Linked DNA regions of Homo sapiens: regions 2 and 3 are each linked to region 1. A link is a loop called in an ENCODE intact Hi-C map of the cell type or tissue named here. Cell type or tissue: PC-9. All regions are shown on one strand. Region 1 has its middle 14 kb from the start of MSH6. Region 2 holds the start of BCYRN1 (brain cytoplasmic RNA 1). Region 3 has its middle 38 kb from the start of MSH2-OT1.

The links. Hi-C counts contacts between places; a loop is a spot of excess contacts. Peaks named below come from ENCODE experiments on the same cell type or tissue, not always from the same donor. Only the 100,000 strongest peaks of a DNase experiment are listed, where the experiment ranks them.
Region 2: it touches region 1 in a loop (20-fold over the local background); 53 of 110 quality-filtered maps call a loop at or near these places.
Region 3: it touches region 1 in a loop (6-fold over the local background); 2 of 110 quality-filtered maps call a loop at or near these places.

What each region holds. Positions count from the first base shown.
Region 1 is chr2:47,764,949-47,772,948 of GRCh38, forward strand. No RefSeq gene overlaps it. Among named protein-coding and RNA genes, the nearest start is that of MSH6, 14 kb to the right of the region's middle. In PC-9, CTCF peaks have their summits at 3,137 (motif pointing left) and 3,340; a DNase peak (open chromatin) is centred at 6,463; H3K4me3 peaks cover 307 bases.
Region 2 is chr2:47,330,266-47,338,265 of GRCh38, forward strand. EPCAM-DT (EPCAM divergent transcript) reads right to left here. Exons shown (of 5, transcript NR_110208.1): 2 at 2,669-2,761; 3 at 2,008-2,143. BCYRN1 (brain cytoplasmic RNA 1) reads left to right here and starts at 5,050. Exons shown (of 1, transcript NR_001568.1): 1 at 5,050-5,249. RefSeq lists a silencer at 4,481-4,530 and enhancers at 6,408-6,497, 6,685-6,979. In PC-9, a CTCF peak has its summit at 4,983 (motif pointing right); a DNase peak (open chromatin) is centred at 4,996.
Region 3 is chr2:47,485,096-47,493,095 of GRCh38, forward strand. It overlaps a transcript of MSH2 not described here. Among named protein-coding and RNA genes, the nearest start is that of MSH2-OT1, 38 kb to the right of the region's middle. In PC-9, no CTCF peak of the experiment used is centred here; a DNase peak (open chromatin) is centred at 4,016; H3K27ac peaks cover 594 bases.

The sequences.
Region 1 (8,000 bases):
CCAGTCTGACAACCTCAGATGTCTCCAAATGTCCCGGGAGAGGGGGGTGCATTTAGATTTTAATGTCTTTCAGGAAGTTCCTGGAATGAATAAAGTCATTTGCAACTTTTATCGTTCTTGCCAAGAGTTTCCTATAATAGTAAAATCACATTGATAAAAACAGTGGAAGAGTAAAGTAATGTTGATACAGACTACAAGCCTGGTTGGGGAAGATGGTTTAGGCTCGCACTCACACCCTCGGCTCAGCCTGCTGCCTTGCGTCTCCCAGTCCTGTGGGGTTTGGACTTCTGTCTCCTAGTCTCCTATTCATGGTCAGCTTTGTCCTAGAAGAGATTACATCTCTAAAGTCCACAACCAGGCTGGGCACCGGTGGCTCACGTCTGTAATCCCAGCATTTTGGGAGGCCGAGGCTGGCGGATCACTCGAGGTCAGGAGTTTGAGACCAGCCTGGCCAACATGGCAAAACCCTGCCTCTGTTAAAATACAAAAATTAGCCAGACACAGTGGTGTGTGCCTGTGTGTGCCCCAGCTACTTGGGAGGATGAGGCAGGAGAGTCGCCCGAACTTCTGAACTGCAAAGGCAGTTTCAGAAGTTATCCTAACCCATTTCTGTGCTGAAGCTCAGAAAAAAGGAGGACCACTCCTGCCACTCAGTGAATGTATTAAAGAAAAAAATGCTTCATGACACTCGTTGAAGATAGTTAGGCAAACTTTATTAAAGGAGGGACTAGGAAGATAGCTATAGAAACCACTGCAATGGGCTGCTGAAGTTGGGGAGAGATTGGGAGACTGAGCTCAACTCCAAACACAGCACTGCAAGTAGGAATGTATAGCCAAGGAGCAGTGGGGGGCAGAGGTGGGTGATGCATGGAAATTATTAAGAGGAAACATTGGGGGAAGGGGATATCCTGGCTAAACTGATCTGACAGGATTCTTGTTGAAGGCAAGCAGGGTGATCAGACATTACCCAGAGTGCGGCGGAGGATGAGGAACCTCATTAGATATTGTCAACCTAAAAGGAAGAGGCTGAGGCACAAAATATAAAGAGTTTACTTGAGCCAAACTGAGGACAGCTGCCTGGAAGACTCAGACCCAAGTAACCCTTGGATATGGGCTTTGTTTGATCTTTGTCACAAGCAAGTTTTTAAAGGCAAAAACGGAGGCTAGGGAGCAGGCTGATACAAAGTTGTTTGTGGGCCAGGCCCAGTGGCTCATGCCTGTAATCCCAGCACTTTGGGAGGCCGAGGAGGGCAGAACATCAGGTCAAGAGATCGAGACCATCCTGGCCAACACGGTGAAACCCCGTCTCTACTAAAAATACAAAAATTAGCTGGGCGTGCTGGTGCGCACCTGTAGCCCCAGCTACTCGGGGGGCCTGAGGCAGGAGAATCACCTGAACCCAGGAGGCGGAGGTTGCAGTGAGCCAAGATCACACCACTGCACTCTAGCCTGGTGACAGAGCAAGACACCGTCTCAAAAAAACAAAACAAAACAAAACAAAAAAACCCACAAAGTTGTTTGTCAGGAATTCTTCTCATTGGTTGACAGAAATAGCATTGATTAATGATTGGCTATACATTGTTAAGCTATAGGGCGTGGTAACAATGTCTAGGACGGCATTATTAGGTTAATTTATAGCTACTTATGGCAATAGCAAGCCGTTTCAAGAGATGAAGGCATAGCTCAAAGAGGGTAGTTAGGGCATGATTGCTTGTCTCATTTTAGAGTCTCTCTGGGAGTGATAATTTAAAAGAACTCACCTCCTAAAATAAAAGTGATCAGGGTCGGGCGCCGTGGCTCATGCCTGTAATTCCAGTACTTTGGGAGGCCGAGGCGGGTGGATCACCTGAGGTCAGGAGTTCGAGACCAGCGTGGCCAACATGGTGAAACCCCGTCTCTCCTAAAAATACAAAAATATTAACTGGGCCTGGTGGCGTGTGCCTGTAATCCCAGCTACTCGGAAGGCTGAGGCAGGAGAATCACTTGAACCTGGCAGGCGGAGGTTGCGGTGAGCCGAGATCTCGCCATTGCACTCCAGCCTGTGTGCAAAGAGGGAGATGCCATATCAAAAAAAATAAAAGTGATCAGATATTGGCCGGGCGCGGTGGTTTGTGCCTGTAATCCCAGCACTTTGGGAGGCTGAGGCAGGAGGATCACCTAAGGTTGGGAATTCCAGACCAGCATGGCCAACATGGTGAAATTCCATCTCTACTAAAAAAAAAAAAAAAAAAAATACAAAAATTAGCCTGGAATGGTGGCGCACGCCTGTAAACCCAGCTACTTCAGAGGCTGAGGCAGAATTGCTTGAGCCCCAGAGGTGGAGGTTGCAGTGAGCCAAGATCATGCCACTGCACTCCAGCCTGGGCAACAGAAGCGAAACTCTGTCTGAAAAAAAAAAAAAGTGATCAGATATCAAAGGTAGGGAATTCTTGCTCAACTGACTTAGGATTCTTGTAAAAATTGGATGATGCAAGCCGGGCACCATGGCCAAAGCAGAAGGATCATTTGAGGCCAGGAGTTTAAAACCAGCTTGGGCAACATAGTGAGACTCCCATCTCTACCAAAAAAAATATATTTTTTTAATTAGCTAGATGTAGTAATGTGAGCATTAGTCCTAGCTATTCGGGAGGCTGGGGTGGGAGGATCCCTTGAGCCCAGGGGTTTGAGGTTGCAGAGATAACACAGAAACCCAAAAGTCAAGCCTAGCTGGAAAAGAGCTCAGAAGTGCCTGAGTAGAGTTTGGTCAAGTAGAGAATTTTTGTCAAAAGTGAGGCTGGAATCCCAATGCAAAGGTCTGATTCCAAAATAGGGTCGCCAAATTTAGCAAAACTATTGCGCTGGACATAAGCTAAAAAAAAGTATACCTTTCCACAAAAGATGGTGGCCTAGGGAAAAAAATACTATTTGTTTATCTGAAATTCAAATTTAAGTACATGTCTCTTTTCAATACTCCTTCTCTGACCTTGCGTGGTGCTTGCCTTTGGGATTAGGGCGAGGGGTGTGGGGGTGCCGGCCACTGAACTGGAAGACCAGGGGCCAGACCCTGGAGCCCAGGGACAGTGGGAAGATGAAAGAGGGGCTGCAAAGCCCAGTCGCGCGAGCTTGTTCCGGCGCCTGGTCAAGAGTGCCCTCTGGTGGCCACACGGCGCCCTGCACCCGCAACCAGCGCAGCCCAAGCAGTGGGGACCCGGCCTCTGAGGCGGACACCTGTTCTTGGTTCTGACCTCTACTAAGAGCACAAGTCCGCCCCGGGACTGTAGAGAAGGAAGCCGGGAGGACAGGACAAGTTCAGAGCCACCTGGGATAGACTTTTCAAACCAGTTGTCTTAACTGGAGGCTCTGATCCGCTCCCTGCCAAGGGTCAGCCACTGTCTTGCCGGGGCGGCTGATCTGCAAGATCCTCATACCCCTGAATTTTCAAGGCCCGAAGGAGCAAACGGCTGATATCTGCTCTTCCTCAAACCTCTCGCTGCCCACCACCCTCCTGGCCCCTCTGCTCACTTCCAGGGTGTGGGAAGTCAAATCAAAACTGAGGGCAAGCCGCCGCAGTGGCACGTGCCTGTAGTCCCAGCCACACAGGAAGGAGTGGGAAAGAGGTGGGAATCGCTTGACCCCAGGACTTCCAGACTGCCCAGCGCTGTGATCAGGCCTGTGAACAGCTACTGTACTCCAGCCTGGGCAAAGCAGCAGGACCCTGTTTCTAAACAGGTGAATAAGTGAATTAATACAATTAAGAAAGAAAAAACGGCCAGGCGAGGTGGCTCACACCTGTAATCCCAGCACTTTGGGAAGCCTAGGTGGGCAGATCACAAGGTCAGGAGTTTGAGACCAGCCTGCACAACATAGCAAAACCCTGTCTCTACTAAAAATACGAAAATTAGCCTGGTGTGTTGGCATGCGCCTGTAGTCCCAGCTACCCGGGAAGCTGAGGCAGAAGAATCATTTGAATCCAGGAGGTGGAGGTTGCAGTGAGCCGAGATCGCGCCACTGCACTCCACCCTGGGCGACAGAGTGAGACTCTGTCTCAAAAAACACACACACACACAAAAACAGTCACATAGAAATGTGATTGGACAAAAGGGGGTGTGACCTAAGAGTAATAGATTAGGAGGAGCTCAGCTAGGCCTGTTTGTTCAAATTCTTTTGTGTCTCTGTATGATATTCCTTCTCTCTAGGTATGGGGTAGGACACCTGTCACAGGAGGATCTTCAAGGGAGAAGGGAGGAGGTCAGAGAGTGACCTTGCTAGTTTTTAGGGTTTGTTTCCAGGAAGAGGAGTTCTAGTTTCTCTGACCCACTTTAGGAGAGAAAGGCGAATGGGAGAAAGGAAGTCAGGAGTTCAGAGAAAACTTATTGCTTCTGCAGCCCTCTCAATCTCCTGAAGCTCAAAATACCCTGCATTCCAAGGTGCCATACTTTGGGGCATCATGTTCTGAGCCCAGTGGCAAACATGATCCACATGGGCCCTGTTTTCTTGGGGCTGTTGAGGAGACAGGGGTGGACATAAATCGTCACACAGGGCCGGGCACGGTGGCTCATGCCCGTAATCCTGGCACTTTGGGAGGCCGAGGTGGGCAGATTGCGTAAGCTCAGGAGTTCAAGACCAGCTTTGGGCAACATGGCAAAAACCCATCTCTACAAAAAATACAAAAATTAGTTCGGCATGGTGACGGGTCCCTGTAATTCCAGCTGCTCAGGAGGCTGAGGAAGAATTGCTTGAAACTGGGAGGCAGAGGTTGCAGTGAGCCAAGATCGCACCACTGCATTCCACTGGGTGACAAAGTGAGACCCTGTCTCAAATCAAAAACAAAAACAGTTACACAGCACAGAGTGCCAAAGAGGCATGTCCCACCTCCCACCCCAGGGCCTAAGGAAACCCACCTGCTGGCCCTTTCCTCTGAGAACTGCAGAGCCCAGAATCCTGTGGGATGCGCAGGCAGTCTTCCCAAGGGCCCTCCTGTATCAGCCGGCTTTTCACACTCTTTGTCTGTGTACTTGGTGCTAGACGCCTCACTGCCCATGCCAGCTTGGTTAGAACTCACCCTGCAGTCTCTGTGTATGGCCCAGGGCCCTGTAGAACTCTGAAGGCCCCACACGTGGTCCCTAGGATGCTCACCTCCCTTCTGCCCTCCCATATCCACTCACCCTGCAATGGTGTTGGGAAGTGGGACCTTTTGGGAGGCGTTTAGGCCATGAGGGCTTGGCCCTCCTGGATGGATCAATGATGATTGGATTTTTTTTTTTTTTTTGAGACGGAGTCTCACTCTGTCGCCCAGGCTGGAGAGCAGTGGCGTGATCTCGGCTCACTGCAAGCTCTGCCTCCTGGGTTCATGCCATTCTCCTGCCTCAGCCTCCCGAGTAGCTGGGACTACAGGCGCCCGCCACCATGCCCAGCTAATTTTTTGTATTTTTAGTAGAGACGGGGTTTCACCCTGTTAGCCAGGATGGTCTTGATCTCCTGACCTCATGATCCACCTGCCTCGACCTCCCAAAGTGCTGGGATTACAGGTGTGAGCCACTGCACCCAGCTATGATTGGATTATAAAAGGGCTTGACAGAGGGAATTCATCTCTTTTTGCTCTTCCACATTCCTTCATGTGAGGACAGTGTTCCTCCCTTGTGGAGGATGCAGTGTTCCAGGCACCATCTCAGAAGCAGAGATTGGACCTTCACCACACAATAAACCTGCTGCTGCCTTGACTTTGAACTTACCAGCCTCCAGAACTGTGAGGGATACATTTTAGCTCTTTATAAATTACTTAGTCTGTGGTATTCTGTCACAGTAGCATAAAATGGACTAAGACATAGTGGCCTAAAATAATAATATTTATTGTTGTGCATAATTCTGTAGGTTGGCTTTACGGTTCCTCTGGTCTCAGGTTGGTTTGTTTGTTTTTTTGAGATGGAGTCTCCCTCTGTCACCCAGGCCGGAGTGCAGTGGCGTGGTCTCGGCTCACTGCAACCTCCGCCTCCCAAGCTCAGGTGATTCTTGTTCCTCAGGCTCCCTAGTAGCTGGGACTACAGGTGCCTGCCACCACACCTGACTAATTTTTTGTTTTTGTTTTTTTGATACAGAGTCTCATTCTGTCACCCAGGCTGGAGTGCAGTGGTGCAATCTCAGCTCACTGCAACCTCCGCCTCCAAGGTTCAGGCGATTCTGGTAATTTTTGTATTTTTTAGTAGAGACGGGGTTTTGCCATGTTGGCCAGGCTGGTCTGGAACTCCTGGCCTCAAGTGATCCTCCTTCTTCAGCTTCCCAAAGTGCTGGGATCACAGGTGTGAGCTACCACACCCAGCTGTCAGGTTTCTTATTTATGTGTCTCAGCTGCAGGTCAGGCAGATGGCTCTGCTGATCTTGGTTGGGCTCCTTCACACATCTGAGGGTCAGCTACTCTGGATGTGCTCTGCTAGGCTGACTCAGATCTCCTCCACATTCCTCTCCCATTCCTCATCCTTCCAGCAGACTAGCTGGTGTGCTCTCATGACAGTGGCAGGAGGCCAAGAAAAAACAAGCCCAATTGTGTGGGAAGGCAAGAGGAAGCTCCCATGTGCTTTTCAAACCTCTGCTAACATCTTATTGGCCAAAGCAAGTCACATGGTGAGCCAGAGACAAAGTGGGAGGGACTTACAAAATTACAGGAAGAAAGAAGGCTATTGAATTGGGGGCCATTAAGGCGATGAGCTTGCCATAAGGGCTAAATATACACAGGCATTGTTCTTGAGTGTTGAGTGTACAGTGGTAAACAAGCCTTTAACACCTGAAGTGCAGTGGAGAAGAGCAATACATAAATAACTAAGCAAAATTAGGAAGTTGATTCCATGAACTTGTGGACCAAGTGATTGGTGCACAGATGAGAGTAACAAGTGAGGCTGGGCCGGGTAGCTCACGCCTGTATTCCCAGCACTTTGGGAGGCCAAGGCGGTGGATCACATGAGGTCAGGATTTGCAGACCAGCCTGGCCAACATGGTGAAACCCCGTCTCTACTACAAATAGAAAAATTAGCTGGGCATAGTGGTGGGTGCCTGTAATCCCAGCTACTAGGGAGGCTTAGGCAGGAGAATCACTTTAACCCAGGAGGCGGAGGTTGCAGTGAGCCAAGATTGTGCCACTGCACTCCAGCCTGGTCGACAGAGTGAGACTGTGCCTCAAAAAAAAAAAAAAAAAAAAAAAAAGGGAGCAACAAGGGAGACTTACTTTAGATTGCCGAAGACGTGAAGGATGAGAAGGAGCCAGCAATGTAAAGTCGGGGACAGAGAGCACTGGACAGAGGGCAAAGCCAGTGCAGAGGCTCTGAGATGGGAAAGAGGCTCTGAGCCTGGCCAGAGTACCATGAATGAGGAAAGTGAAGGCATAAAATAAGACTGGAGAAGTAACAGGGACCAGCAGTAAGGCGTTTGGATTGTATTCCTTATGTGATGGGTGGGAATCCACTGGGAAGTTCTAATGGGAGAGGCAAGTGACACCATCTGATGTGTGCTCTGGCTGTTGTACAGAAGATGGATGAAGGCTGGGTGTGGTGGCTCATACTTGTAATCCTAGCACTTTGGAAGGCCAAGGTTGGAGGATCGCTTGAGCCCAGGAGTTCGAGATCAGCCTGGGCAACATAGTGAGACCCTGCTTCTACAAAGAATTTAAAACCTAGCCAGGCATGGTGGCTTGTGCCTGTAGTGCCACTACTTGGGAGGCTGAGACAGGAGGAATGCTTGAGCCAGGAGTTTGAGGCTATAGTGAGCTATGATTGCACCAGCCTAGGCAACAGAGTGTGACCACATCTCTAAAAAAAATTAAAGATTAAAAAAAGAGCCAGGCGTGGTGGCTCATGCCTGTAATCCCAGCACTTGGGGAGGCCGAAGTGGGTGGATCACTTAAGGTCAGGAGTTCGAGACCATCCTGGTGAAACCAACATGGTGAAACCCCATCTCTACTAAAAATAGAAAAATACAATCCCAGCTACTTGGGAGGCTGAGGCAGAAGAACTGCTTGAACCCAGGAGGCAGAA
Region 2 (8,000 bases), 430 kb before region 1:
TAGATCACTTGAGATCAGGAGTTCAAGACCAGCCTGGCCAATATGGTGAAACCCCATCTACTAAAAATATAAAAATTAGCCGGGCGTGCTGGCCCATGCCTGTAACCCCAACTACTCAGGATGCTGAGGCAGAAGAATCGCTTGAACCCAGGAGGCGGAGGCTGCAGTGAGCTGAGATCGTGCGATTGCACTCCAGCCTGGGTGACAAAGCAAGACTCTGACTCCAAAAAAGAAAAAAAAAAGTCCTATTGTACAGTAAGAACCTCTTCTATTTTCTCTTTTTGTTTTTTCTGGGCGACAATGTCTTGCTCTGTCACCCAGGCTAGAGTGCAGTGGCACAATCATTGCTCACTGTAGCCTGTGGGCTCCAGTGATCCTCCTATCTCAGTCTCCTGAGTAGCTGGGACTATGGACACACACCACCACGTTGAGCTAATTTTTAAATTTTTTGTAGAGATGTGGTCTCACTAGGTTGCCTAGGCTGTTCTTGAACTCCTGGGCTCAAGCAATCCTCCCACCTTGAACTCCCAGAGTGCTGGGATTACAGGTGTGAGCCACCATGCCAGGCTGGAACCTCTTCAAGATATCAACATTGAAGCAGCATGTGGGAAGCTGTAGTGGGCAGAAAAAGGCTTAGCTGTAGCGGGCAGAGAAGATTGGATGGCCCAAGACCAGTCTCTACAGAGAGACTTTAGATTCCTCCCACCCATACCCAGAGCCCCCAAGGGCTCTCAATTGCCACAGATTTTTCCAGCTTAGCCTTTGCCTCCTTTTTCTAAGGCAAATATCCCTATGAGGATCATATTTTGAGCCCATCACACATTCATGCATGCCATGCCATTTTTCTTAGTTTGTTGTTTCATTCATTCATTCATGTATTCATCAATACCTTCCACAGATACCTATTGATCTGTTTTTACAGGCCCATGTCACTATTCTCAGGTTGTCAGTGGCTATCTGTGTGACCCCCACCTCCCAATCCCATACCTTCTAGAGCAGCAGTCCCAACCTTTTAGGCAACAGGGACCAGTTTCATGAAAGACCATTTTTCCACAGACTAGGGCGGCAGGGGATAGTTTAGGGATGATTCAAGTACATTACATTTATTGTGCACTTTATTTCTATTATTATTACTTTGTAATATATAATGAAATAATTATACAACTCACCATAAGGCAAAATCAGTGAGAGCCTTGAACTTGTTTTCTTGCAACTAGGCGATCCCATCTCGGAGTGATGGGAGACAGTGACAGATCATCAAGCATTAGATTCTCACAAGGAGAGTGCAACCTAGATCTCTGCCATGCGCAGTTCACTAGAGGGTTCACGCTCCTATGACAATCAAGGTCGCCACTGATCTGACAGGAGGCCAAGCTCAGGCAATAATGCTAGTGATGGGGAGTGGCTGTAAATACAGATGAAGCTTGATTTGCTTGCCTGCCACTCACCTCCTGCTGTGCGGCCTGGCTCCTAATAGGCCAGTACTGGTCTGTGGCCCAAGGGTTGGGGACCCCTGCCCTAGAAGAGTTCTTCATCTGTACTCATGAAAAGTTGATAAGTCACCTAAATCACCTTTAATAAGAGCCCAGTAAGTTGAGATGTCACAAAAACAGAGCCAGAAAAAGAATCTATACCATCTGCTACAGCCAGGACCAGCTACCTAATTTACAAGTCTCAGCACAAAATGAAAATGTGGGGCCTCAGCCAGATGTGGTGGCTCATGCCTGTTATCCCAGCACTTTAGGAGACCAAGGTGGGAAGATTGCTCGGGCCCAAGAGGTTGAGGCTGCAGTGAGCCGTGATTGCGCCACTGTACTCCAGCCTGGGCAATAAAGCAAGACCCTGAAAAAAAAAAAGAAGAAAAGAAAAGATGGGTAGGGAAAAAAGTGCCATTAGAGGCACTAAACTACAAACTTTTCCTTTCTTCTGTGGTCTCTGTCTTGCCCTCTCTTGGTGTTTCTTATTTACTGTTTGATGCTATGCTTCCTTGGGCACAGGGATACTTACAGGGTGAGTGCAGACCCTCACAGGCACAGGGAGGGTGAGGAGTAGGAGGTGGGCTGCCCGTGACTGCATATCCATGCACAGTTCACCAGCTCCAGGAGTCTTCCTCTGGCTAGACCACCAGACTGACATGCCATATCTGCCCAGGGGCAAGGATGAGGTGAGGCCGTCAATCTTCCCTTCCCACAGGCCTGCTGCCCCAACCCATGGCTGCTGGGAGACCTCCAGGGGATTAAATCTCCATTCCAAAGCAGTCTCAGCACCTGGCTAGGGGATGGCTGAGAGGCCAGTCCTGCTGCTGCTCATCAAAGGCACCATGGCGCTGCCAGCCCAGGGCAAGGATGGCTGCCACCCTGCCTCTCCCCAAAATGCCATAGGGCACACCAGCTCAACCCCAATTCTCCCTGTGCCCACAGCTAGGCCCTTACAGCAGGCAGAGGTCAGCAAGGAAGGGGAAGTCAGGTGGGGCCTGGGGAACCAGGAAGCGGGGAACAGGCAGCTGAGAATTGTTCCAGGGAAGCAGGGAGAGGCAGACCACGCATGGGCCAAGACTCCAAGCCCTCAGTGCATGCTGCATTGTCCCATTGGACTTCACTTGCAAAGTGTAAATGCAACGAAAAAATTATTAAGAATTTCAAGACAAGGTGGGTGCAGTGGCACTTACCTGTAGTCCCAGCTACTCAGGAGGCTGAGGCGGGGGAATCACTTGAGCCCAGGAATTTGAGTCCAGCCTGGGAAGCATAGCGAGACCTCCCACCTCAAAAAAACAGAAAAGAATTCTAAGACAGTGTCATAGAACATTAGCCCCCCAGTGCAGGACCCTTTTGAACAGAGCTCTTCTGAGCACGAGGCCCTGTCTATGCCTGATGCACACCCACGAAACCGACCTTGGCTCCAGCTTTCAATGCGAACTTCTTACAGTTTAGGTCCTCTGCGAAGTCACTTGCTTCCAGTAGCTCCTATCAGAGCTGAGCTGAGGCCTTAGACTGGGGTTAAAAGAGAGGTGAAGTTTCCCGCTGCAGCACTAAACACATCACTGAAGGCCTACGGAGTAATCCTTGAGCATCCCCTGACTCAGAGCACTGCCACCGCATCAGCTTCTTCCAGATGCCAAGAAGCACCTCTGGGTCTTGGGGTTCCGGCTTGTTTGTGTCACAAGTAATAACTTGTATTTTATTTGCTTTTAAAAACTGGATATGCTCCCACTTCTCAGCCTCTACAATGAGACCTGTGTTTCGTGTTTTTCAGTGTGCCTTTGAGAAAGGCCCATAAACCTATAAACACCCTTTTTCTCCCCAAGGTGAGGTTTGACCCTAGTACTTACTACCACTGTTTACTGGAGAGTCATGTTGAGAACATCTCCTTTAGGCTCTATTTCTCATCCTAAGGGATATATCCAGCCTTCATTATGGAAGGTTTTGAAGGCCTCAAATAAAATCAAAGTAGAATTTGAATAAAACATCTTGGCTGGGCACGGTGGCTCGCATCTGTAATCCCAGCACTTTGGGAGGCTGAGGTGGGCGGGTCACAAGGTCAGGAGATCAAGAACATCCTGGCTAACACGGTGAAACCCCCATCTCTGCTAAAAATACAAAAATCAGCTGGGCGTGGTGGCGCGTGCCTGTAGTCCCAGCTACTCGGGAGGCTGAGGCAGGAGAATCGCTTGAACCAGGGAGTCGGAGGTTGCAGTGAACCGAGATCACACCACTGCACTCCAGCCTGGCGACAGAGAGACTCTGTCTCAAATAAATAAATAAAACATCTTAAAGAAATAGAAAATACTAGTAGAGTATTCACTCTGATTTCAGAATCAATTTGTGGAAATTCAGTTTCACAAGAATGAAAAAAGCCCCCTAAGCAAGGTAGCTTTTTTTTTTTTTTTTAAAGATGGGGTCTCACTATGTTTTCCAGACTGATCTCAAACTCCTGGGCTCAAGCAATCCTCCTCCCTCAGCCTCCTGAGTGGCTGGGACTACAGGTACACATCACCACCACCCTGCTAGGATATGGTAGCTTTTTAACCAAAACACACCACCATGCAATGGAGAGCATGTAACTTGTTATTTGGTCATACAAATACATCAGAATAAATTCCACCTCTCTTGTGGAGCCCTTTTTCCTACATCTGCACAGAAACTGGCACTAGCAGGACTGCAACCGAGGCAGACTCGAGAATTAGCAGACTCTGGCTCAGGCAGGACAATAGAGCAGCGGGAAATTTCTTTCAAGGGCTTTTGTTGCTGTTGTTGAGATGGAATCTTGCTGTGTCACCCAGGCTGGAGTGCAGTGGTGCTGTCTCGGCTCACTGCAATCTCCGCCTCCCAGGTTTAAACGATTCTCCTGCCTCAGCCTCTCAAGTAGCTGCGATTACAGGCATGTGCCACCATGCCCAGCTAATTTTTGCATTTTTGGTAGAGATGGGGTTTCACTATGTTGCTCAGGGAGGTCTCGAAACTCCTGACCTCAGGTGATCCGCCCACCTCGGCCTCCCAAAGTGTTGAGATTACAGGCATGAGCCACTGCGCCCGGCTTGAGACCTTGAGGGGCTTTTTAACCAAGAGATGGTGTAGGGACAGAAGCCAGCAAGAAGAACATGGTGGACTCTCTGTGAGGCCCCAAACCCCAAATCATGAGCCTCCGCCCCCTGAAAGTATTCCAGGATCTCTGAGGGAGGTTTTGGGAGGGGGCCAAGGTCCTGCAATTGGGTGGGTGGGGCTCCAAGCCATTGTTCTTTGCACATTCATGCCAATGTGACCTAATTGGCTAAGCACAGGCTGGAGAAGCTAGATAAACCTATTTAAATTCAGAGCCAAAAGACACTCAAGGATGTTTTCTGAGGGGGTGTGAGGGTTGGAAAATCATCCTATATTTGATTTATCTCCCACCTCATGTCCTGAGTCAATTCCTTAGTCTTAGATGAGGGAGACGACTTGGGAGTCATCCTTGTTTTTGATGAGCTATATAACCCTATGGCCAGCAGAGGGAAGTACTGCATTTCAGAGCGACAATTTGAGATCTATGAAAGAATTTCAATCGAGAATAAGAGGCCGGGCGCGGTGGCTCACGCCTGTAATCCCAGCTCTCAGGGAGGCTAAGAGGCGGGAGGATAGCTTGAGCCCAGGAGTTCGAGACCTGCCTGGGCAATATAGCGAGACCCCGTTCTCCAGAAAAAGGAAAAAAAAAAACAAAAGACAAAAAAAAAATAAGCGTAACTTCCCTCAAAGCAACAACCCCCCCCCCCCTTTTCATATTCTTGCCTGGAAGAAAGGCCTTGCTTTCCTCAGCTTCTTAAAGCTGGGAGAAGTTAAAGCCATTCTGAAATGCTGCTGCTACTGCTATATGTGGGGGAGAAAGCAAATTTTCTTTTTACTTTTTTAATCAGTATTTATTTTAAGTTCGAGGGTACATGTGCAGGATGTGCAGGTTTGTTACATAGGTAAACGTGTGCCATGGTGGTTTGCTGCACAGGTCAACCCATCACCTAGGTATTAAACCCAGCATCCATTAGCTATTCTTCCTGATGCTGTCCCTCCTCCCACCCCACCAACAGGACCCCAAATTTTCTTTCTTTTTTTTTTTTTTTTTTTTTTGAGATGGAGTCTAGCTCTGTCACCCAGTCTGGAATGTAATAGCTCAATCTCGGCTCACTGTAACCTCCATCTCCCAGGTTCAAGTGATTCTCCTGCCTCAGCCTTCCAAGTAACTGGGATTACAGGCATGCACTACCATGCCTGGCTAATTTTTGTATTTTTAGTAGAGACGGGGTTTCACCATGTTGGCCAGGCTGGTCTCAAACTCCTGACCTCAAATGATCCGCCTGCCTCAGCCTCCCAAAGTACTGGGATTACAGCTGTGAGCCACCGTGCCCAGCCTCCAAATTTTCTTATTTCCATGGCCTTGAGCAAAATTATACCATCCTAGACAAACACACACACACACACACACACACACCATTCTCCCCCTCTTGCTGTCTTTCTCAGATATGAGTCTCTCCTCCAATGGCCATTTTAAGCTTGCTCTTTTGCTCTGTAATACAAGGCCTGTTCCCTGTTAAAAGGAATGTCAGGCATCTGTGAGCAGGTAGGGAAAACATTGCAGGAGGCAAGTAAACTTCTCAGCATACCTGCCATCATTCATACCTTGAAGGCAGGTCAAGCCTGTAGCGTCTGAGTCTTCCATCCCTGAAGCACCAGCAGCTCTGACTAGAGGTCCTGTCTCCCAGCTGTGGCCCCAGCTCTCCCTGATGGTGACAGTTGCGACTTCCAAACTTGCTCCTCCCCATATCTGTAACTGAGCCCAGCGTACATTTGCCTCATGGGTGCCATTGGACTTCCTTTGTGAGCCATGTTTTCTTTCACCTTGTCCCAATCCACAGTTAACCAAATCTTGGCCCAAATTATGTGCTGGCTGGTGTTGGGCAGCTGTGAGACCCCTCCTTGCCCCATCTCTGTCTTCTAGGCTCTTCTGAGAACCAGTGTCCTTTGAGATCTCAGATGGGATTTAGAGGAGGGTTTCCACCCAGACCACTTTCCACAAATTTCACTTCTGCATTTCATCTGGTAGGGTGTGGTTTTCAACTAGAAGCCCAAATGAGGAAGAAAAAAATTCATTCACCATTCAGGACAGGGTGTTCACATTTGAACCAGGCAGAAATAGCTGAAAGAAACTGAATTCTAAAGGGACTCTCAGCTTTTGGGGGAGACATATTTGAGTGCAGGAGGCTAGACCACCCACTGGCTGGCTCTTTGCTCCTCACTGAGGCCAGCCTTGACTCTAAACAGATAACACAGGGCCAAAACACACCCAGCCAGCTTTGATAAGCAACCGTCTCTGCCAAACAGTTTCTTTCACAGGGCCCAGATGATCTCATCACAGAGGCTGCATTCTCTGGTATCTGTTCCAAGCACAGACTCACTTCTCATTACCTTTGCAAATAATAGTCAATCTATCCTGAGAAGCTCCTTTATATCCCATACTGGGCTAAGGTCTGAAGAGGGTACAGTTAAAGAACCCATGATCTCAGACTGGGCATGGCAGCTCATGCCTATAATCCCAGCACTTTTGGGAGGCCAAGGCAGGAGGACCGCTTTAGCCCAGGAGTCCAAGACCAGCCTGGGCAACATAGTGAGAACTCTTGAGACCTTGTCTCTACAAAAAATAAACAAAATTAGCCATGCATGGTGGCTTGCACCTGCCTGTAGGAAGCTGAAGCAGGTGAGCCTGGGACGCAAAGGTTGCAGTGAGCCAAAATCGCACCACTGCACTCCAGCCTGCGCGACAGAGACTGTCTCACAAAAAAGAAAAGAAAAGAAAAAAAAAAAAGGACCCATGATTCCTCATGAAGCTTGCCTCTGGATCTAATTCATGGTTCTCTATTTCCACAAGCTTTGTGGAGCAAGGGGCTCATGACACTTCATCTTTATGGTACAGATAACTCACCGAAACTGGATTCCTTTAGCTACTGGTCCCACACCACTCCCTCCAGGAGCCACCTTCCCTCTCCATGTTTTTCTCATGAATTTTGAACCGGCCATTTCTATTTTATTTTATTTTACATTTATTTATTTATTTATGGAGACAGAGTTTCACTCTTGTCACCCAGGCTGGAGTGCAGTGATGCTATCTTGGCTCACTCCAACCTCCACCTCCCAGGTTCAAGTGGTTCTCCTGCCTCAGCCTCCCAAGTAGCTGGGAGTACAGGCACGTGCCACCACACTCGGCTAATTTTTGTATTTTTAGTAGAGACGGGATTTCTCCATGTTGGCCAGGCTGATCTCGAACTCCTGACCTCAGGTGATCCACCCGTCTCGGCCTCCTAAAGTGCTAGGATTACAGGTGTGAGCCACTGCGCCCAGCCAAAATAAAAATAGATTTTAAAAATGAAAATAAAAATAACATAATAAGATGAACACCACCTCGGTGATCTGTGGGATAGTATCAAGTGGTCTAACATAATTGGAGCCCCCCCAAAATGAGGGAAGGCTAAAAAAAAAAAG
Region 3 (8,000 bases), 280 kb before region 1:
TAAAATAGGTGATGTTTATACATGTCTGTGAATATACTAAAAACCATTGAATTGTACACATTAAATGGATGAATTGTATAGGAATTATATTTTAATAAAGCTATTTAAAAAAATCCAGACACTTCACCCAAGAGGAAATCTAAGTGGTCCATAAACATGAAAAGGTCTTTAATCACCAGTCAGAAAAATGAAAATGAAAACCATGCCAGGCCACCTCCCACCACCATAGTGACAAGCATTTCAAGTGTGGCAGTTCCAGCTGTTGTTGAGGATGTGGAATAACACTGGTAGGGGTGTTAAGATTATCTGGTGAAATTGAAAAGACGCATACGACCCAGCAATTCTGCTCTTAAGTGCATACTCTGGAGATGCTTTTGCCCATTGTGCTGCGAGATGTATACAAGAATGTTCCTAATACCTCCACACTGGAAACAACTCATCAGTGAAAATGAACTACAGCTACACAAAATGACATAGATGGAATCTTAAAACGTTTAGTAAAAGAAATGATACAAAAGGATACAGTTTTTTTTTCATTTATGTGAAGTTTAAGAATAGGTGGTATTGTTTAGGGATGCAGTCTTTGGGATGGCAACTGTAAAGAAAAAGTGATTGTGTTAATCAGAGTGATTGTCTTTAGGGAAATGGAGTGCTGATGGGGAGGGGGCACATTAGGGCTTCTGGAGGGCCACAGTTCTGGTTTTTAACCTGAGTGGTGGTTTTGCACGTGCTTGCTTTATAGTTAGCTGCAATTTTTTTTTTTAATGCAGTTAAAGTTTGGTATGAGAACAAATGTATGACCGATGAGTCCTTTCAGTTTACCAAGTTCTTTTTCGTCATCGTTAATTTAGAGTGGGTTACATCAGTTTTTCTTTTCTGGCTGCCAAAGGCTTAGGAAAAAGGCAAACTGACAGAGGAAGATTTTAAATGTAGAAATATTTATTGGTTTACAAATCCTTTTAATCACTTATACATGAAAAGCTTTCATATAATTCAAAAAGCAAATTTTAAATTCCAATGAAATAGTTCATCCCGTGGTTGTGAAAGAGTGTTTTTAGATTGCTGCACAGAAGCATGTTTAACGTGGAAATCAGCTCATGGTTTTAGTTGTTAGGGCTACAAGAAATTGGGGGAGACTTCATTCCAAGAAAACATGTAGTCTGTCAGGCTGTTTTCATTCCTCTAAAAGAGACAGTTTTCTAAGATGTTTTTGAAAATGAGAAAATACGTAATAGATCTGCTTAAGAAGTTTCAAACTTAATCTGTGCTTATTACATGAATATGCTAATGTAAAACCAGGCCTTCAGTTAGTGTTTCCTTCCTTTTAGAATGGTGTATGTAAAGCAAAATATAAACTAATTTCTGACCTGTCAAAGGTTTTTTCTTAAAATTTAAATTTATAATGTGGTTTGGTTTTTCTTTCCCACTCAAACATGAATTTGGGTAATACCAGAATAAAGCTGGATATATAAATTTTATCCAAAATTTAGAACTCTGTTGTTAAGAAATCTGTTGACCACATAACCATGTTTCTGAGAAAATACATGATTTTTTGCATCTTTAAAAAAAATTAGCACTAAGAAGCTAAGATGAAGTTGTTTTTGTAATTTGATTTTTTTTTCCTTAAAATACTGTTTTGGAGTTAAAAGTTGTAGCAAAACTGGTATAAGAAAGATGTTTTAAGATATATTTAAGTCTTGTCTCATACTCTATTGACTAAGCTAGCCCGGTGACTAGGGTAGATGTATTTAAAGAATAACTTTTCCCCCTTAAAATCTCAATATTCCACATCCTGTTAGACTTCTTGAGTATTAAATACATCTTCTATCCTTGGTCTTTCTGCATTTAGCTTTTTTGGGAAGTATGTTTTTACCCAAGCATATGGTATGAGCTGCTGATTCAGTATTGAGTGGCTCTTTAAGCTTGTTAGTTACATTCTGCTGATTAAAATGGTGTACAGAATAGTCAGGAAAAACCAGTCCCTGGTCTGAAATAAACAATGTTAATTAGCTTATGGGGAAGAACAAATGAGTAAGGAGAATTTTCATATACAAAGGAAATCTCTGATTGTCTTTCTGGACTCAGTGTGTTTGGGTTAAGGAGATAGGGTGCGGCTGGAGAAAATGATGAAAATGTTCAGAATGTTACATGTATTTTTACACTGAAACTGGAAGTGGAAGCCCAGTGTGATAGTTTTCTGCCCGATGTTGGCCTGTCTTCACACCCACACCACTTATCTTGATTGATAGAGCTACTACTTCCTCTTATACTGCTTCAGAAGTTAACCTCTGTGGTGCAGTGCTAGGATATCACAGAGGAAATAATCCCTTGTAGACAGTGTCTTGTTGCTGGGAGTTATCAGTGCCTCCTGTTCTCTCTAAGGAGGGCAATGGGAAGCCCTTTCCTTGCATTTGCTACAGCCGTTTCCTTGACCTCCCTGGAAGAACAGTATTTCATGGTGTCAGACAACATTCAGAACATGCTCAAATTAAATGTATGTCAGTATGCATTTGCTTTGGTGTGTGGTTTGTCCAAACCAAAGTGCCCATACATGTCTCTGGTCCAGCCATGTGGGAAATTCAGCAGTGGGGTGAACCATATGGAAATGGCAGGTGTTGGGCAGCCTTGACTGGACTGCCCTGGTCTTACTTCTGGATTTGGTGAGTAGAAGATCACACTGTTGCTTGCTGCCCTGGGTTCACCTCAAAGAGGGAAAGAAGAATTAGCAACTTAAATGGTTAAATTTAGAAACAAGAAAAAGTTCTGTCAGTGGGCAGTTTCTTACGTCTAACAAAAAAAACAACAGCAGTGAATTCTTTTGTGTTCAGAATTAACCAGTAAACACAACCTTAGCAATTAACCTATCACTATCACGATTGTTTATTTCCTGGAATTTTGTTGACAGAATTAGTCCAATAAATGTTATGAATAATAATTTTATGAATAGAGATAGGTTAATGCCAAATTAAGTATAATTGAATCTGAGACATTAATGCAACTGTTTTAAATTCAACCACTGACCTGCAATTTTTATATGCCTTGTCCATCCAGCAAGATACATTTTGTCCATTTTTTTCATGTTTAAAATTTAATATTTATTGTCAATTCCAGTGTGTTTCATTGCTAAACATCAGGCTCAGCCAAAGCAATCACGAAAATGACTCCACGTTGAATCTTTAACATCACAATGTGGATTAACAATTTGGCAACATTTGGCTGGGCGCGGTAGCTCACCTATAATCCCAGCACTTTGGGAGGCCGAGGCAGGTGGATCACGAGGTCAGGAGATCGAGACCATCCTGGCTAACACGGTGAAAACCCGTCTCTACTAAAAATACAAAAAGCCATGCATGGTGGCGGGTGCCTGTAGTCCCAGCTACTTGGGTGGCTGAGGCAGGAGAATGGCATGAACCTGGGAGGTGGAGCTTGCAGTGAGCTGAGATCGCGCCACTCCAGCCTGGGCAACAACAACAACAACAAAATTGGCAACATTAAATACTTTGTCAGTATCTGAAAAGTGCAAAGTACTGTGCTTGGCTCCCCAAAGGCTCCTCTTAATCCTGAAAGGCAGGTGCTTTTATTATCTTTTATCTTATTATCTACATTTTCCAGATGAGGAAACGTAGGTACAGAGGTTTAGTAACTTGCCCAGGTCACATAGCCAGTAAGTGGCAGAGCTGGGATTTGAACCCCAGTACCCTATCTCCAGCGAATCTGAGATGTACATGTGATAAATTTAATCTTTCTCAATAAATTATTAAGTGTCAAAGCAAGTGGTATGGGCAATGCACCAGGATTAAGAAAAACAGTGTGTGGTAAAGATGTAAAATATTTCTAATTCTGTTGTGGGCTGTGGCACTCCCGTGGAAGGCTTGCCACAGACACAGCCAGAGGCATCCACGTGGGCCCCTGCTGCACACCTGGTTTGCTGCTACCAAGGCTGCTCTCCCGAGGCTTGTTCACACAAAGGAAAGTGAGCAGCTAGGAAGCTGCATATTTGAAAGTTGACTAGTCACCAAATGCTGGCATCCAACCAAGTGATTGCATTGTACCCTGTTTGGATGAAAGATTGTGTTTAAATGAAAAGAGAGATGATGAGCCAGAAGTGTGGCAAATGAGTTAAAATAAATTGTCAGCAGTGTTTGAAGCAGGTTGCTGAGGGCTGGTGTCCTGAAATCCGGTCACTTGGAGGATGTATATGTTCCATCAGGGGCCGGAAATGTTTTATCCAAGCTTTAGGGAATAACCCTGGAGATTCTCTTCGTTACTCTACTGTTAAGTACGTGCTTACGGAGTAAACTTCGCATGACTAAGGTTTACAGGCCTGAATGTGCAACTGAGTTCAAGTAAGCAGCAATGTGGTGTATTAGGAAGACTGCTTGACTTGGGTTCTAATCCTTGCTTCACCACCTAGCTGTGTGACTTTAAACATCACTGTTTTTCCTCCTGCCTTCCTTCTGTAACTTAAGGGGGTTGGATTATTAGAGTTCTCAAATGCCATACCTTCAAGGCCAGGTGCAGGATGCAGAGAATAGTGGGTTAAAGTGAACACCTCAATGTAAAATCATTCAAAAATTTAAAAACATCACGGACCAAACAAATATGTCTTTAAATCTGAATTTGGTTAAAGGTCACAAGTTTATGCCCTTTGGAGTACTCTCTGACATTTTCATGATGATATGAAAGGATTTTTCCATACATACTCAAAAGGCGCTCACGCCTCTGTTGCAGTCAGTCTGGCCACTTCCAAATAGCCACCCCATGTTGGTCTCCACTTCTTCCCTCCCTCTTTAAGTGCTATGTTAATAATCTAGCTTATAATTCTCTAATCAGCAGTAGAGCACTTTGCTACTTTATTTTTTATTGTTAGGGGTGATCTTAGCAGCCCAAGTATGCTAAGTCTTAGAAATATTCATCAGTGATGTTTTTCCCTGAAGCTCGTTTGGTGACTGCTAAACTAGAACCAGAATTGGAGAAAAACGACCCTGTGAATTCCAAGCCAACAAAGCCGGGGAAGAGGCATTGAGCAACCTGTGGTTGCCTGAGAAACAAAAGGCAAGGTGGTTGGATGAAAGCAACACTTCCAAGCCTTTTCCAGCTTAACGAACATAAGTCTAGGTTTTGGGGAGAGCCTATCTTAGTGAGAGTGAACAAATAAAGTAGGCTGTATCTTTCAGAATTGGGTATGACTCAAATAACTTTTTTTTTTTTTTTTTTTTTTTTTTTTTTTGAGACAGTCTCACTCTGTTGCCTAGGCTGGAGTGCAGTGGCATGATCTCAGCTCACTGCAACCTCCACCTCCTGGGTTCAAGTGATTCTCCGGCCTCAGCCTCCCGACTAACTGGGATTATAGGCGCCCACCAGCACGCCCAGCTAATTTTTGTAGTTTTAGTAGAGACAGAGCTTTACCATGTTGGCCAGGCTGGTCTGGAACTCCTGACCTCAGGTGATCCACCCCCCTGGGCCTCCCAAAGTGCTGGGATTACAGGCGTGAGTCACTGTGCCTGGCCTCAAATAACTTTCAAGATTGAATAATAGTAGCTTGAAGCAAGTCTAGAGACGAGCCAGCTGGAGGACAGGGCCAGCAGGAAGGAGGTATGCAAGGAAAAACCTGCAATGAATGGACCTACTGTGTTTGAGGGTACTGAGAGGAGTTTGGGGTTGAATTAATACCTACAAAGCATCCACAAAGCAATTGGGAAGAAAGGGTAGGGGGACTATTAGGCCTAGTCATATCAAACTTTTTTTTTTTTAAAAAAGAGTAAATGTCATGATAGTATACTGCCCACCTCAATTGTAAAATTTTATTTTATTTCGTTTTTAGATGGAGTCTTGCACTGTCGCCCGGGCTGGAGTGCAATGGTGCGATCTCGGCTCACTGCAACCTCCGCCTCCTGGGTTCAAGCAATTCTGCTGCCTCAGCCTCCCAAGTAGCTGGCATTGCAGGCACCCGCCACCACGCCTAGCTAGTTTTTTTGTGTTTTTTGTTTTTTTTTTTTTTTTTTTTTTTTGAGACGGAGTCTCGCTCTGTCGCCCAGGCTGGAGTGCAGTGGCGGGATCTCGGCTCACTGCAAGCTCCGCCTCCCGGGTTCACGCCATTCTCCTGCCTCAGCCTCCCAAGTAGCTGGCACTACAGGCGCCCGCCACTACGCCCGGCTAATTTTTTGTATTTTTAGTAGAGACGGGGTTTCACCGTTTTAGCCGGGATGGTCTCGATCTCCTGACCTCGTGATCTGCCCGCCTCGGCCTCCCAAAGTGCTGGGATTACAGGCGTGAGCTACTACACCCAGCCAATTGTAAATTTTATTCATTTAAACACCAACAAGTGATTTAAGAACAATAATAAAATAACTGTAGCTGGTATGATGGCTCATGCCTGTAATTCCAGCTACTCAGGAGGCTGAGGTGAGAATTGATGAGGCCAGGAGTTCAAGACCAGCCTAGGCAACATAGTGAGACCCCCCCCCACCCCCGTCTCTAAAAAAATAATTAAAAAAAAAATAACTGGGCATGGTGGTAGTCCCAGCTACTTGGGAGGCTGAGGTGGGGAGGTTTGCTTGAGCCCAAGAGTTAAGGCTACAGTGAGCTGTGATCACTGCACTCCAGCCTGGGTGACAGAGCAAGACCCTGTTTCTAAAAAATAAAAATTATATTGGGATGATGGAAAGGTATAAATCTGCTCTTTCTGTAAGATGATGTCTAAAATTGGAAAATAAATAGTGGTATAAGCATGTTATTTAAAAATTTAGAGGTAAGTGATAGAGGATTGTGAAAGTGGCTACCTCTGGGACAGTGAACAGGGCAGCATTGAGAAGGGAGCTGCCATTTTTCATCATAAGCCTCATGATGATCCTATTTGATTTTTTTTAAAGATTTGTGTTCATAAAAATGAATATTGAAAGTGAATGCAGGAAAAAAACTGTCTAAAAGTATATTTAAACAGTGACATTCACTTTGCACATTGACACCTTAAGATAAATCCAATGCAATGTCATACTCTTACCCCAAATAAGTTGCATTGTAATGTAAGGTCATTCTCTTGGGGAGAATCTAAACTGACAGAAAAATCTGTCTTAAGGAGTACCTATGATCACAAAGTACTTCAAGCACCCTTTAAATTGTGATTAAAGATAATTTGTTGTTTAGAAATATATATACCTAGGTCTGGGGAGGAATAGAAGGGAAATGGAGAGTGACTGTTAAGGTTTCTTTGAGGGATGATGAAAACGTTCTAAAATTAAGTTGTGATAATTGCAAAACTATAAATATATTAGAAACCACTGAATTGCACATTTAAGTGGGCAAACTATTACGGCATATCAATTATATCCCAGTAAAGCTGTTTAAAAAATAGTAGCATAAATAAGATGTAATAATAGCCAACATTTGTTGGGAGCCAATAGCCTGAGTGACCAGCTCAGCATTCTTGATAACCACCCCCTTCTCCCTATCTCCTTTACTCAATAAATATGAAGGGCTCTAGAAGCTCAGGGCCCTTGTTCCCTAGAAGCAAGGAGCCCCCGACCCCTTCTTCCAAACACACTCTTTTGTCTTTGTCTTTATTCCCATGTTCATCCTCCTTTGTTCAGTCCAGCATGGTCTGTGGCAAACATTCAACAATCTCTAAGGTAGATAATATTATCCCATTTTATAAATGAAACGGGCCTAGAGGAGCTAAATGACTTTCTTAAGACCATCAGACATGAATAGATTAGAAATTATTTTTCTTTCATGTAAAAGAAGTCTGGAGGTAGGCTGTCTAGGGCTAGTAAGGTGGCTCCACGATTATGCAGCAGAGACCCTGGAACCTTTGAGTTGGTTTCTCCACTGTACATGGCTTCTCTCAAGGTCACCTCATGGCCCAAGATGACTGCCAGGGCTTCAACCAATGCATCCACATTTTAGGCAGCAAGAACGATGAGAGTGCAAAGATGCTTATCCCACCTTTAAAGAAACAAAAGTACACAGCTTCCACTTGCATCTTCCATGGGAGAACTGAG